2 separate regions of the Homo sapiens genome follow, and region 1 is linked to region 2. Evidence: chromatin loops called from intact Hi-C (ENCODE). Cell type or tissue: CD4-positive, alpha-beta T cell. All regions are shown on one strand. Each heading gives the region's core, and the rest is flanking DNA. Links, peaks and the distances in the headings are about the cores only. Region 1 has its middle 46 kb from the start of LINC03011. Region 2 has its middle 61 kb from the start of KCTD7.

Region 1 (2,917 bases), core at 279-2,778, 120 kb after region 2:
AAATTCCCTGGGCACAGTGGCATGATTACATGATTAATTTGAAGTTGTTTCTTGGTTGGCTGCCAGTTTTAGCTATTTTGTCTCTACTAAAAAGGGGAAAAAAATTAGCACCTGCCAGAGATTAAATAAGAATGTATTCAGCTTATGATTTATTTATTAGGAGGTGAAATTTTCAGGTGGTTAGTAAGGTGACTTTGGAGTCACTCTTGATTTGAGTCCTAGCTTTGTCATTTACCAGCTTTGTGACCCTGGGCGGACTAACCAAGTCTTGTCCACACTGAGGGACAGTAATACCTATCAGAGACATTTGATGAGGATTCAGTTAGTTGACATATGTAAAGAGCTTAGCACAGTGCCCGACACACACAGTAGATCTCCAGTAAGTGTTAGCTTTTTTAAAATGCAAGTTATTCTTCTGATAGAATAATCTTGCAGGGAGCTCAAGGCCATTTATTATTAAGTTCCTTCATTCCTATTTAGCTTAAAGTCTGTTTCTTGATGATATGTAGTGAAATGGTAAGTATGATAACAGATGAAATAGTAAAAAAAATCATCGAATTATCAGCTCTAATAGCCTCATTTTGCAGATGACAATATGAAAGTCCATAAAGGTTAACTAATTTACCCAAGGTTGAACGATGAGTTTGTGCATGAGAACTCAGGTTTCCTAACTCCTGGGTCAATATTTTTCCATTATATTCCTTTATTCAATGTGTATACTTCAGAAACCCAGGTTATTTAATGTATATAATAAATAGTAAATATATATATATAATCAAGTTTCTGTTACTTAAGTACATAATTGTCATTTATATTCGCTGACTCTCCTTGGTGGTTTTAAAAACCTGTGTCCCAAAAGCCTCTGTACAGTGTGCATGATACTATGGAAAGAAGATTTACAATTTAGTGCAGAGTCTGTACTTTAAAAAGAAACCATTCTCGAGTTGGGTGCAGTGGCTTGTACCTACCTATAATCCCAGCTACTTGGAAGACTAAGGTAGGAGGATTACATGAGCCCAGGAGTTAGTGGCTGCAGTGAGCTGTGATTGTGCCACTGTATTCCAGCCTAGGCAGCAGAGTGAGACACCATCTTTGAAAAAATTAATTAGTTAAAAAAAGAAACAATCCAAGTGACTTTTATTTTAAAAATGTGTATGCAGAATGGTTTTTACCTTTGTTCTTGTTTCTCCCCACCCCGCATCTTTTTGAATGGTAGATTTGTACTTTCTATTTTTTGTTCTTTAGTTGCTTTTTGTCAGTAGAAAGCTTTGGGGATAAAGATCTTAAAGTATTTGAAAATTTATGTTAGAAGAGAAGATTCCATTATGTCTTTGTTTCACAGATCACTTAATATAAGTTAGCCAGGTAAATTTTGCATTTCACACTGATTACTTGTTTGGCCATCGTGTTTGGATAAGGTTAGCCTAAGTGCAGTTTTAATGTATTGGGTCTAGACTAGAAACAGACTTTTTGGATTTTGTATTCTTGATCTTCTTTAGTCCGTGATGCCCTTGCTCTTGGTATTTTGCTTGTTTCTGTTAGTAACATAAAGGAAAGCTTTTCGCCATACACAGCAGCTTGGTAGCAGACAAAATACAAATAACCTTCTAAGGAATTTGAAGAATATTTTCACATTTTTTTAGAGTTGGATTCACTTTCAGAGAAAGTAAATGGAATGTCTTGACTGTAAAGACTCAGTTAAAGTGTTTTAGTCTCCACAGTCATGGTGAGTGAGCTGTATAGAGGAAGTCATAGTGGTTGGCCAAGCTGAGATCACTTGCTTATACATTCCAAAGTGCCCTTTTCTTTCAGAACTCCTATAATCTTGTCATCCCAAGTAGAATCTTGTGTACCTCTTTCACAAACAGATCTAAAGACAGTGATCCTCCAAAGCGTATCTTTTCTTTTTTAGAGTTAAAATACCAATACCACCCAGACCTTAGATTCTAAATAGTATTATTCATTAAAGTGAGCCAGGGCTTCTTAGAGAAATGACTGATTCTGGGGCTGGGGCAGGGAAAAAAAGGCCCCTTCAATATTTTGGTTACATTTCAGAAGATCTAGAAGCCAGCTTGGAGGGGTTTCCACTGGCCAAGTCTGGGATAATTTGAGTGTCAAAATAAACAAGGACAATAAGGCCGGGCACGGTGGCTCACACCTGTCATCCCAGCACTTTGGGAGGCCAAGTTAGGCAGATCACCTAAGGTCGGGAGTTCGAGACCAGCCTGGCCAACATGGTGCAACCGCATCTCTGTCTTTTTTTTTTTTTTTTTGGCACAACCCCATCTCTACTAAAAATACCAAATTAGTCAGGTGTGGAGGTGTGTGCCTGTAATCCCAGCTACTTGGGAGGCAGAGTCAGGAGAATGGCTTGAACCCAGGAGGTGGAGATTGCAGTGAGCTGAGATCGTGCCACTGCACTCCAGCCTGGGCAACAAGCGAGACTCCGTCTTAAAAAAAAAATAAAGTGAAGAAATCAATAAATAAGGACAATAAATGAAGTATAACTGAACAAAATAATAATCCGTGTGTTAATTTAACTAGTAAAATAGAGAAATACAGCTGGCACGGGGGCTCACGCCTGTAATCCCAGTACTTTGGGAGGCCGAGGTGGGTGGATCACCTTTGCTTGGGAGTTCGAGACCAGCCTGACCAACGTGGAGAAACCCGTCTTTACTAAAAAAATACAAAATTAGCCAGGCGTGGTGGCAGATGCCTGCAATCCCAGCTACTGGGAGTCTGAGGCAGGAGACTCGTTTCAATCCGGGAGGCGGAGGTTGTGCTGAGCCGAGATCATGCCATTGCACTCCAGCCGGGGCAACGAGCAAGACTCCATCTCAAAAATAAAAAAAAAATAAAAAAAAATAGAGAAATACACAAATGAGAGGTTATAGTCATGTTAGTAGCAAAAATTGAT
Region 2 (2,917 bases), core at 130-2,629:
CTTTGCATTGCTACAAAAGAATACCTGAGGCTGGGTCACTTGTAAAGGAAACAGGTTCATTTGGCTCACCGTTCTGCAGGCTGTGGAAGAAGCATGGAGACAGGCCAGGTGCAGTGGCTCACGCCTGTAATCCCAACACTTTCAGAGGCCGAGACGGGCAGATCACTTGAGGCCAGGAGTTCAAGACCAGCTTGGCCAACATAGCAAAACCTGTCTCTACTGAAAATACAAAAATTGGCCAGGCATGGTGGCCTGTTCCTGTAATCCCAGCTACTCGGGAGGCTGAGGCAGGAGTATTGCTTGAACCTGGAAGGCAGTGTTGAAGCGAGCCGAGATTGTACCAGTGTACTCCCACCTGGCCAGAGGAGTGTGAGACTCCTTCTCAAAAAAAAAAAAAAAAAAAAAAAAAAAAAAGAGAGAGAGAGATACTGGGCAATGGAAGGCTTGACAATCATGGTCTACTTGCTGTACCTGAAACACAAGCTTTGTTTCTGTATTAAAAACATAAGGTGTAGCTGAGTCCACTGGCTCATGCTTGTAATCCCAGCATTTTGGAGACTGAAATGAGGCAGGAGGATTGCTTGATCCCAAGAGTTGAAGACCAGCCCAGGCAACATAGTGAGACCCCATCTCTTTTTTTTTTTTTTTTTTTTTGAAACCCCATCTCTTAAAAAAAAAAAAAAAAATTAACTAGGCTAGTGCCTGTAGCCCCATCTACTCTGGAGGCTGAGGTTGGAGGATCATTTCAGCCTGAGCAGTTGAGGCAGAAGTGAGCTGTGATCTGGCCACCGTACTCCAGCCTGGGTGACAGAGTGAGACCTTGATTAAGACAAAACAAAACAAAAACAAAACAAAAAAAACAAACACAAGGTGACTTTAAGTTGAAGAGCAAGCACTTGCCATTTGAGCCTTAGCCAGAACTATAAACTGTAATGTGGGTGAGGTTGTCCTTTTCCATATTTCCTTCTTCTTCACAGAGGTTGATTTTTAGAAAACTTAGAGAAAAACAACCAAGTGTTGACTTCAGTAACTTCTATGATCGTAACTAGCTAGTAGAATTAATTGTCATTTATATTTTTAAAGGGTTTTTTTTTTTTAAAGCAAATTGTCTCTTTGTGAAGAACATGTGCGTTCCTTAGACACTGTCTAGCTGCTGAAAATGACGGATTTCTGGTTTTTGGTTGGTTTGTTTTCGGAGATGCAAAATGAGCATATGTACCTTAACGGTTCCCACCACCTTTATTTTGCCAGTAATTTAATTTGAGAAAATTAGTTAGTTTTGCCCTGTTTTCTTCATCTAAATATGGAAATGTTTAAATCTGTGTTCTGCTAGGTACTGATGACCTCAAGATATATTCCCTGGTGAGATGGACTTTCTCAGAATATGAGGACTGCATGCCTGGCACACTTGAAATGTTAGCGTTTCATTTTTCAAGAGGATTAAAGCCCTCATATGTTTATTTTCCTTTAAAAAACTACTTAAGGCAGCACAAATTGGTAAAAAAAAAAAAAAAAAAAAAGGACATCAAAACTAAAACCTAAATAGATGAAGCAGTTAACATCAGTACAGACAAAACTTAATGAACCCAGAAAATCGATTGTGGTGATTCACATTGAAATGACAGGAGTTCCAGATGAAATACACAGAAAACATAGTTAAGGAAAATAGTCAAAGGTTTTCAAAACTGGAGGTGAAAACAAAGATCTCAGCCAGACCGTTAAGAAAGTGTACGGAGTGCCTCTCAGCATAATAGTCAAAGAAAGACACCCAACTTTCAATGTTGTAATCACAAAGTAAAAAATTTATTTTAGAAAAATAAAATGACAGATTTACCTCAGATGTTATAGAAAAGATGATCCCATACAATGATTAGAGAGTACTTGAGGAAAAGGGTTTACTTTCACTGCTCTACTATCCTTTTTTCTTGGAAAACTATGACAAACCTTTTGGAGTTTTGTAGAGCCTAAAAGAACTTACCAACACAAACCTGCTCTCACTTTGCTCCTTTGGCAAACACTGAGGGGGGGCCTGAGAGTTACCTTATTTGCAGGCTAACAAATTAACCCTAACCTCCCACGGTTTCACAGATACTGGTCAAAGACACGAGTCTCCTGGGTCAGACACAAAGGCCAGTTTCTTACAGCAGTAGCAGTAGCCAGTGCATTTGCATTTGTGCTTATCCCCTGAGTATCTGTTCCTATGGGATAATGCAGAGAAGACCAGGGAAAGCCTGTGCATGCAGTGAGTTGTATTAGAGGAGAAGAACCTTGGACTTAGGGATCCTTATTGGACAGTAAGCAGTCTACCATTTTCTCTTGAAGGAGGCACTCTGTCTCCCAAAGCTGTTTGTTATACAGATATCCTTGAAAAGATGTTGCAAAACAAAGGCAGTCATTGCCTCTGCTCACAGATAGGTAGAAAGAAATCTATGGAGAATTGTCTTCAGCATCTTATAAAGGGAGGAATGGTAATAAATGTCCACATTCATTCAGTCAACCCATACTGAGCACTAACCATGTCCCTGGCCCTGTTCTAGGCATGAGGATATGGTGGTGAACAGTGCCCTCGTGGAGCTAACATTTTAGTTGGGGAAATGGACAATAAAGAGATCTGTTACATAGTGGTAAGTCCTATAAGAATGGAAAGCAGGATGAGAGAGTGGCAGGGGAGTTCTTTTACATTATGAGAGCAATACTGTACTGGAGCATAAACTGCAGTAGGAATAGAAAAGGAGTTTTCGGCATTGTATTGTAAAATTACAGGGGTTGTGCGGGGCTCGGGGAGGAGAACATGATCCCTTGACACCAGTAAGACAGGCCTCTCGGGTCTCTAAAAGGAGCTCAGAGGGTTTCTAGTTGGAAGCGAGCACTACAGGTTGAGTATCCCTTATCCGAGAGCCTTGGGACCAGAAGTGTT

Evidence for each region. A loop is a pair of places that touch in the nucleus more often than their neighbours do. Peaks named below come from ENCODE experiments on the same cell type or tissue, not always from the same donor. Only the 100,000 strongest peaks of a DNase experiment are listed, where the experiment ranks them.
Region 1: it touches region 2 in a loop (5-fold over the local background); 3 of 110 quality-filtered maps call a loop at or near these places.

What each region holds. Positions count from the first base shown.
Region 1 is chr7:66,446,022-66,448,938 of GRCh38, reverse strand. It overlaps the pseudogene RABGEF1P2. Among named protein-coding and RNA genes, the nearest start is that of LINC03011, 46 kb to the left of the region's middle. In CD4-positive, alpha-beta T cell, for the core only: no CTCF peak of the experiment used is centred there; no DNase peak of the experiment used is centred there.
Region 2 is chr7:66,566,076-66,568,992 of GRCh38, reverse strand. It overlaps the pseudogene RABGEF1P1. Among named protein-coding and RNA genes, the nearest start is that of KCTD7, 61 kb to the left of the region's middle. In CD4-positive, alpha-beta T cell, for the core only: no CTCF peak of the experiment used is centred there; no DNase peak of the experiment used is centred there.